Regions from separate parts of the Homo sapiens genome. Here region 1 is linked to region 2. A link is a contact called in ENCODE Hi-C data. All regions are on one chromosome and are shown on one strand. Each heading gives the region's core, a stretch centred on a gene start or an enhancer-like site at or near the end of the contact. The rest is flanking DNA. Distances are from core to core; before and after follow the strand shown.

Region 1 (4,174 bases), core at 447-2,946, 580 kb after region 2:
CCATTCTTTACCACAAGCCCCCAGTGAACGCTGGTGGAGAAGGGCCCAGAGTGGGTGCAAAATCTCCTGTTTCTGCTGCTCCTAGAAGCTCTATGCCCTCACATTAGTCCACACGTGGTGTGGACATTAGAACTGTTTTCTTGGCCAGGCGCAGTGGCTCATGCCTGTAATCCCAGCACTTTGGGAGGCCAAGGCAGGCGGATCACGAGGTCAGGAGATCGAGACCATCTAGCTAACATGGTGAAACCCCGCCTCTACTAAAAATACAAAAAATTAGCCAGGCGTGGTGGCGGGCGCCTATAGTCTCAGCTACATGGGAGTCTGAGGCAGGAGAATGGCGTGAACCCAGGAGACGGAGCTTGCAGTGAGCCGAGATCGCGTCACTGCACTCCAGCCTGGGAGACAGCGAGACTCCATCTCAAAAAACAAACAAACAAAAAAACTGTTTTCTTATCTGCTTGTATGGAACCCCCTTCTCATGTTCATGGTTGGGTCTTGGAGGCCTCTCTTTCCTTAGATTTCTGGCTAAATGGCTGCCATCTGATGGGTTCATCAAAAGTTACAATTTTGCTGATTACCCAGCTCCTTCTTTGACTATGGAATCAAGTACGACATTATCAGCTGGCCCCTAGCTCTTGGCTGTGACCTCCCCTCGCCTGAACTGAGCGTGGTGTATAAAGGCGTATCAAATGCGATGGCTTTCCCCACTGGGTGTCCCCAGATGCAACTCCAGGAAGCATGGGTTACCAGTGACTTTAAAAGTTAAGTCTGGCCCGGTGTGGTTGCTCATACCTGTAATCCCAGCACTCTGGTAGCCAGAGGCGGGCGGATTACCTGAGGTCAGGAGTTCAAGACCAACCTAGCCAACATGGCGAAACCCCATCTCTACTAAAAGTACAAAAATTAGCCGAGCATAGTGGCGGGTGCCTGTAATCCCAGCTACTTAGGAAGCTGAGGCAGGGGAATCACTTGAACCTAGGAGGCGGAGATTGCAGTGAGCCGAGATTGTGCCACTGTACTCCAGCCTGGGCGACAGGGCGAGACTCCTTCTCAAAAAAATAAAAATTAAAATTAAATAAAATAAAATATTAGCCGGGCGTGGGGGCGGGCGCCTCTAATCTCATCTACTCAGGAGACTGAGGTAGGAGAATCGCTTGAGCGGGGGGTTGGGGAGCGGGGGCTGGGGGGGCGGAGGTTGCGGTGAGCCGAGATCGCGCCACTGCATTCCAGCCTGGGCGACAGAGCGAGACTCTGTCTCAAAACAAAAGTTACGATCGATCGCGGGTGTGCGTGAACCTGATCCCGCTTCTCTTCTGCACGCCGGGGCGTCCTAGGCCCCTGCCGAGGCTCCTGGGGGCGGTGCCTGTGAACAGGGACGGCTGAGAGGGTCCGGGGATGCTGGTGGTCCCCGCGAGCCTCCGCCTGCCCTCTCTCGCCCCAGCGCTGCCCGAGGTCAGGGGGGACAGTCCCGTGAGGCCCACACCCCGCTTCTCGGTCCCGTCCCCAAAGCTGAGAGCGGCTGCGCCGACTCCTGGCGCTTGGAACCCAGCAGGCCACGCCGGCGCGGAACTCAGTCCCGGCGAGCGGGAGGCACCCTGAGGCAGCGCAGGGAAGGGCCACAGCACGCTCGCCCCAGTCACTCTGCCACCTCGAACTCACCGCCGCCCTCGTCCCACGGCTCCGCGTCCAAGGCGCCTGAGCGGCCCCGCCCCACCGCGGCCCGGCCAACCCCGGTGCAGCCGCAGACGCAGGCGCGGAGCGGGAGGCGGGACCTCGCGGTGGTTTTCCGCCTCTGCCTTGCTTTTCCGGTCGCCGCGGTCCTCTGCGCGGGATGTGGCTCTGAGCTTCGGGGTAGTCCGCGAGGCTGGGTTCCGTGCTGAGGGGCGTCGCGTCTGGCCGTGCGCTGCGGGAGCGCGCGGGCCTGGCCCGCTGTCCTGGCCGCTGCGAGGCGCTCAGCTTCTTTCTGAGTGTTCCGCCGGGTTCGACAGGGTCGAGGTCGCCGGCGCGAGGCTCCCGGATAGCTGAGGGGCGCGAGGGCGCCTCCAGTCTCCCACCTGCCCTCCCGCGCCGCGGACTAGGCTGCCAGTCTACCCCACCGGGACGTCTGCCCCCGCATGCAGGAGGGGGTGTGTCGGCCCAACGGGGTCTCAGGACCTGTCCCTGCTCCTCCAAAGCCCACGTCGCCTGCGGCGCCCCTCGGGTCTGCGCCGCGTTCTCCTTTAGCCTCCCGGGCCTCTCCGCTGCCCCTCGCCCCCAGGCACCAGCCACACCTGCTTCCTTCTGTTCCCGCCCGTGGCCTCTGACACGCCGTGCCCTGGACCCGAAATGCCCGCCCCACTCCTGGAGCCTCCGGTGTGTGAGAGGCACCTTTCCTTGGGGTCAGGGGCCCGGACTCTGAAGCCGGCCTGGCTTTGCCTGTGGGCCCCGATCCTCCCAGCTCGAGTCCCTCGCCCCAGCCGCCGCGGGCCTTCACCTGTGCTTTGGGGACGACAGGATGGCCACCCTCCTTCCCCCAAAGATTTGAGGGTTTTGCTCCACGCGGGAGAAGGTCTGCCTGTGCCACCAGCCGGCAGCCTTTCACATGCTGTTGCGTTACGGGGCCCTCTGTGACCTTTCCCTAGGCCGAGGGGTGCTTCGTCTCTGTTCCTGAGAGACCAGAATTTATTCTTGGTTTGTCAAGCCACATCTGTAGGAATGTTGCCCAGTTGCAGCAGGCTGGGGTCTGGGACTTGCTCCTTTGGCGAATTGAGAAGTAAGGATATAGAAGGCATTTTAGCACTAATGGAAACCAGAACCACTCTTAGACCTGGGCAAGAGGGGCCCCAGAAATTAGCAAGCGATTAGCAAGCAGCTGGATTTCGATGACCTCCACTGTACTTAGAGCAACGGCATTCGATTCGTTGGATCATTTCAAAGATGACATACTGGGTTGTTTGTTTGTTTCTGGCGGTGTCTAAAGATGGAACATCTTGAAGCATTTTGAATTTGACCTGTGGCTACCCTCAGATACAATGATGGTAACCCCATGAGTGCTGTTAAAGCAATTTGACTTATTGTAGACAGGTTAACACATGAGATGCGTTAAAAGAGTTAAGTGAAATAATAGGCAGCATTCAAAGAGCAAATCGTGGTCTTTGGCAGAAAATAGAGTTAATTTTGTATTTGAGCTGTCCAGTTATTACAATTAGAAAACGTTTTAAAGAATCCAAAAGGATTTAAAATATTGCATAAAGTTTTAGGAGAAAATGGTTTCCAAAAAGCAACTGCATATGAAATAAGCACTAAAATGACATTAAAGTACAATGTAAGAAAATCGGAACTAGAAGCATTTGCTGGAGTCTGAAGAAAAAGATTTATGGATGAATGATTCTGAAACTAACTTCTATAGAGACAATTTTCCGGCGATGGTAGATCAAGGTGTAGATTGTACTGAAGAGAGAGATTCAAACAAAGTGAGTAATCTACCGCAGTTTTCAGTTTTCTTGGTAATACCCCAACAACGTAAAAGAAAAACGTAAGAAATCCTGTATGGATCTAAATGTAAGAAACGATGATAATGGTGAAATAATAACATTATTTTATATAATGAAAATATTGTGTAATATTTTCTGCAATCATAATTTTTCATATGCACCCTTTCTACACTGTTTAAACATGATATCAACAGTCATGATTCAGTTCTACATATAACGCTTTAAGAATTTATTCATAATTCGTTACCACTCAGCAGAGTCAAGTTTCTCCCAATTGAAATAACTAAAAACTATCTGAAAGTATACTGACTCAGGAAAGTTTGTCTAATTTGGCACTACTGTCAAAAGAATGCAATTGCGTGAAAATCTTCATTAGTCATTCTTCTGAAATGAAGACAAGAGAAACATTTATAGAAGAAATAACATAATTTATGGATTATGTGATTATGTATGTCTTTATTACCCATCCAAGCATTAGTGGCCCATCAACATAATACCTAGAGATACACAATAAAAATTAGCTATCTTTAATATTTTGCCAATTTTCAGCTATATTAAAACCATAGTTTTACACATAATTTTGAATTCTGTTTTATGAAGGTGTATTTGTCCAGGTAAGTGGATATAAATATTTTATGTAACAGTTCGTAAGCTTTTAAATATTTAGACATACAGAGATTTGTAGTCCTGCCCTAGGCCCC
Region 2 (3,877 bases), core at 921-3,420:
TTTACTCTGAGTGAAATGGAAATCCCTTAGAGGGTTTTGGGCAGAGTTAAATGTTGAAATATTTTTTAAACGATCTAAAACGTAAGGAAGCAAGAGCAGAGGCCAAAAGACCAATCAGGAATATATTACAATATTCCAGGCAAGAAGTATGAATATTATAGGGAATGTTTTTCTGGGAATGTTACATTTGAGAATAAGAAAACTAAAGGCCAGGTTTTTTTGTTTGTTTGTTTGAGACAGAGTCTCCCTCTGTTGCCCAGGCTGGAATGCAGTGGTATGATCTCAGCTCAGTGCAACGTGTGCCTTCCAGGTTCAAGCAATTCCCTTGTCTCAGCCTCCCAAATGGCTGGGACTACAGGCACCCGCCACCATGCCTGGCTAATTTTTAGTAGAAAGGGGGTTTTGCCATGTTGGCCAGACTGATCTTGAACTCCTGACCTCAAGTGATCTGCCCGCCTCGGCCTCCCAAAGTGCTGGGATTACAGGCATGAGCCACCGTGTCTGGCCTAAAGATCAGGATTTTGGTGCATAACAAGTACATTTTACTATCCTGTGCTCCTCAAGGGAAAATTAAGAGATTTTTGCCCTGTTAGCTTAAGGAGTGTTAAACATTTTGCATTGTCTTGAGCACTGCTACTAATAAGTGATCTAATACCTGGCACATAGTACACCGCAATATTCGTGGAATGAATAAATACATACTCAATTAAATGGGTAAACTGAATGACAATATCAAGTAACTTGCTTGTGCAGCAGCATTCATTTCCCTCCCTCCTTTTTTTTTTTTTTTTTTTTTTTTTTTGATACAGGGTATCATTCTGCCACCCAGGCTGGAGTGCAGTGGTGTGATCACAGCTCACTGCAGCCTCGACCTCCTGGGCTCAAGTAATCCTCCTGCCTTGGCCACCCAAAGTGCTGGGATTACAGGCATGAGCCACCATGCCCCACCAGGATTCACTTTTTCTGCATACTCTGGTGGTGTTTATTGTTATCTTTACATTTTATTTAGCAAAGAATGTTAAAAGCGCCATGTTATAAGCACACTCCTACCCTCCAAGCAGAATGTAAAGGGTATGTATTTATATATTTTAAGTGGTCCCACAGCAATTTGTACAGTTATAGCAGTTCACAACTATACTCAGTTATGTTTGCTTCTCTCCTTCTCAATAGTCTGTGAGGTTCCTTCAGGTTTGGAACTGTCTTTTATTAATCTTTACATCTCCAGCACCTAGCGCAGGGCTTAGCAACAATTTTTGTTGAAAGTATATACACTGTAATAAAGGGCAGTGGAAAGAAAATATGTGAGTTATCAACACCAGCTAGAGAAGCCTTGTCTGATTCCTGTGAAATATATTCATTTCCCTTAGGAAAAAAAACAATTCTAACCCTATTGCTGTGTAACTTAGCTTCTTGACTTCGAACGGTATTTTAAGGCTTTGAGGAGCTGGAGCAATGTATACTCACTAGAGGCAAAGTGCCTGGTAAGTGGTCTGGTATTGATCAGCAATGATCAGTAAGTACTGGGAAGTGCGTTTTCAGGGCCTGAGACTTGCAAGCTAGTGACAGACCGCTCCAGCTTCCAGTGGACCCGGGCGGGGGCACTGATCAACCCACTTGAGCAGTGGGATCAAGGTCTTCAGCCTTAGCAGTGGGAGCCTCTGCCCGGCCCCCTTCGTTCCCGAGACCCTCAGTCAGCGTCTCCTCCCAAGAGGGTCCCCTCCACCCAGAATGTCCTCCCCTGGGGGAGACCACTCTGTCTGCGGGCCCCCTCCCACAGGAGGGCCCCTCTTCCTCAAGGTGAACCTCTGTCCCCGATACCCGCTCCCAAGACCGAGACCTTGTTACGGCCCCACCCTCCACAGGCCCCTTACCCCCCGGATCCCCTCCCCTGGGGGAGACCCCTCTGTCCGCGGGCACCCTCCTATAGGACGCGCCCCTCTTTCTCAGGGTGAACCTCTGGTTCCCGATACCCGCTCCCAAGACCGAGACCCTGTTACGGCCACATCAACACAGGTCCCCCTCCCCCCGGCGTCCCCTCCCCTCGGAGGAGCCCCGTCTGCGACGCTTCCCAGTCAATCACCCCCAGCATCCCTCCCCGCTCTCACCCAGAACTTCCGCCGCGCCCCCTCCCCTCAGGCGGGACTTCCGCCGGCGCCCCCTCCCCCGCGGCGCCGTCTCCTCCTCCCGCCTGAGGCGAGTCTGGGCTCAGCCTAGAGCTCTCCGGCGGCGGCGCAGCTTCAGGGCAGCGCGGGCTGCAGCGGCGGCGGCGGTTAGGGCTGTGTAGGGCGAGGCCTCCCCCTTCCTCCTCGCCATCCTACTCCTCCCTCCTCGTCATCCTCCCCCTTCGTCCTCCTCGCCTTCCTCCTCCTCGTCAGGCTCGACCCAGCTGTGAGCGGCAAGATGGCGGCGCCCAGGCCGCCGCCTGCCAGGCTGTCGGGCGTCATGGTGCCGGCGCCCATCCAAGACCTGGAGGCCCTGCGCGCGCTCACGGCGCTCTTCAAAGAGCAGCGGAACCGGTAACGGGTCCGGCCGGGGGGCTGCCCCGGGCAGGGGAGGGCGGCCGGGACTCCCGCGGCGGCCCCGGCCTGGACCCAGGCGCCGCCCCCGCCTCGCTGGAGACGCGGAGGGCGAGGCCTGCGCGGGCTGCCTGAGCGCCACCCAGGCCTCCCGACTCCCAGGCACCGCCTCGTGCTCGTGGGTCCCCGCGGGGCCTGGGGCGGGCGCCCCGCTCCCCCACCGCAGCCAGTCCGGGTGCGAAGCCGCGATCCCGGGAGCCCTTGCCGCGGCGTGCCGGTGATGTTGACCCAACACACGGTTAGGCCTCCCCTGTCATGTGCGAGGGCTGCGCCAGGCCCTGGCTGCAAGACCCACGCGGCCCCCAGAGTCATAAAGCGTGTGTTTTAGCGGGAGAGACCCGTGTTACGGACGCGGGAATTGGGCAGTTGCGGGGATGGCAGTCTCTAGGCATGGAGTGGGACTGGCACTCCTTTCTCCTCGGCGTTAGAGCCCAGGCTGCACCATCTGCCCTGGGGGCAGCGCTCTGTGCAGTGTGGAAGAGCACGGGCCTGGAGAGACCAGTCCAGTCCTGATGCCACTGAGGGGCAAGATAGCCAGGCAAAAAGAGAAGGTGCCCAGGAGTCGACAGTTGTGGATTTGGTTCCTGGCCTTGCAAGCTGCGTGTTACTGTGCAGTTTCTCCAGGCCTTAGAATTCTTGTCTAAAAATGGGACTATAATACACAGCTTAGTTGCTGGATTGTACAGAGGAATAAATGAAATAAAGTACGTGAAAATATAAAATGTGCGAAGCCCTCAGTCAATGCTTGTTTGATCTTGTTCTGTCCTCTGGGCCTCAGTTTTCTTGTCTATTTAATGGGAGTAAAGTTGAACAGTACCTCCCTGGTGATAGTGTCATAAGGAGTAAATGAGATATAATGCATATTAAATCCTTAGGACATACCTGTACATAGCACTAAATGTAGCTGATATTATCACTTAACACATTGATTGGTAGTTACCCATGTATCAGCTATTGTGCTAGGTGATGGGGTAGGAAAATGGAAAGTCCTTGCTCTCTCCTGTACTAGTATGTACAAGATAACACAGCTGTGGGGGTATGTATGTACAAAGCAGAGGGAACATTGAAGAAAGAAATACTGAGACTTGGGTCAGCCTAGGTGATCACTAGAGGACTTCCTCTCTTTAAACTAGACACCTGGTCTGAGCACTTCCTTTACCTCACATCACTTTGGGAAATGTGGAGCTGCTGAAGGAATGCTATTAATAAAAGTCCCTGGTACTGCTCTATGGGCCTTTGGGGGAGATGTATTTATTGATTTAATGCTTAGGCATTTCTGTATCATGATGGACCCTCCTTTT

Evidence for each region. A loop is a pair of places that touch in the nucleus more often than their neighbours do. Pooled maps may share reads with other maps.
Region 1: a pooled map shows a loop between it and region 2 (8-fold over the local background). The contact joins the promoter of CDPF1 here to the promoter of ATXN10 in region 2. A Hi-C loop is called at or near these places in 8 of 50 pooled maps.

Annotation. Positions count from the first base shown.
Region 1 is chr22:46,248,597-46,252,770 of GRCh38, forward strand. It overlaps CDPF1 (cysteine rich DPF motif domain containing 1), which reads right to left and starts at 1,697. Exons shown (of 4, transcript NM_207327.5): 1 at 1,660-1,697. RefSeq lists silencers at 1,276-1,445, 1,556-1,885 and an enhancer at 1,480-1,987.
Region 2 is chr22:45,669,664-45,673,540 of GRCh38, forward strand. ATXN10 (ataxin 10) reads left to right here and starts at 2,171. Exons shown (of 12, transcript NM_013236.4): 1 at 2,171-2,516. The coding sequence starts at 2,401. RefSeq lists silencers at 1,844-2,033, 2,094-2,143, 2,474-2,803.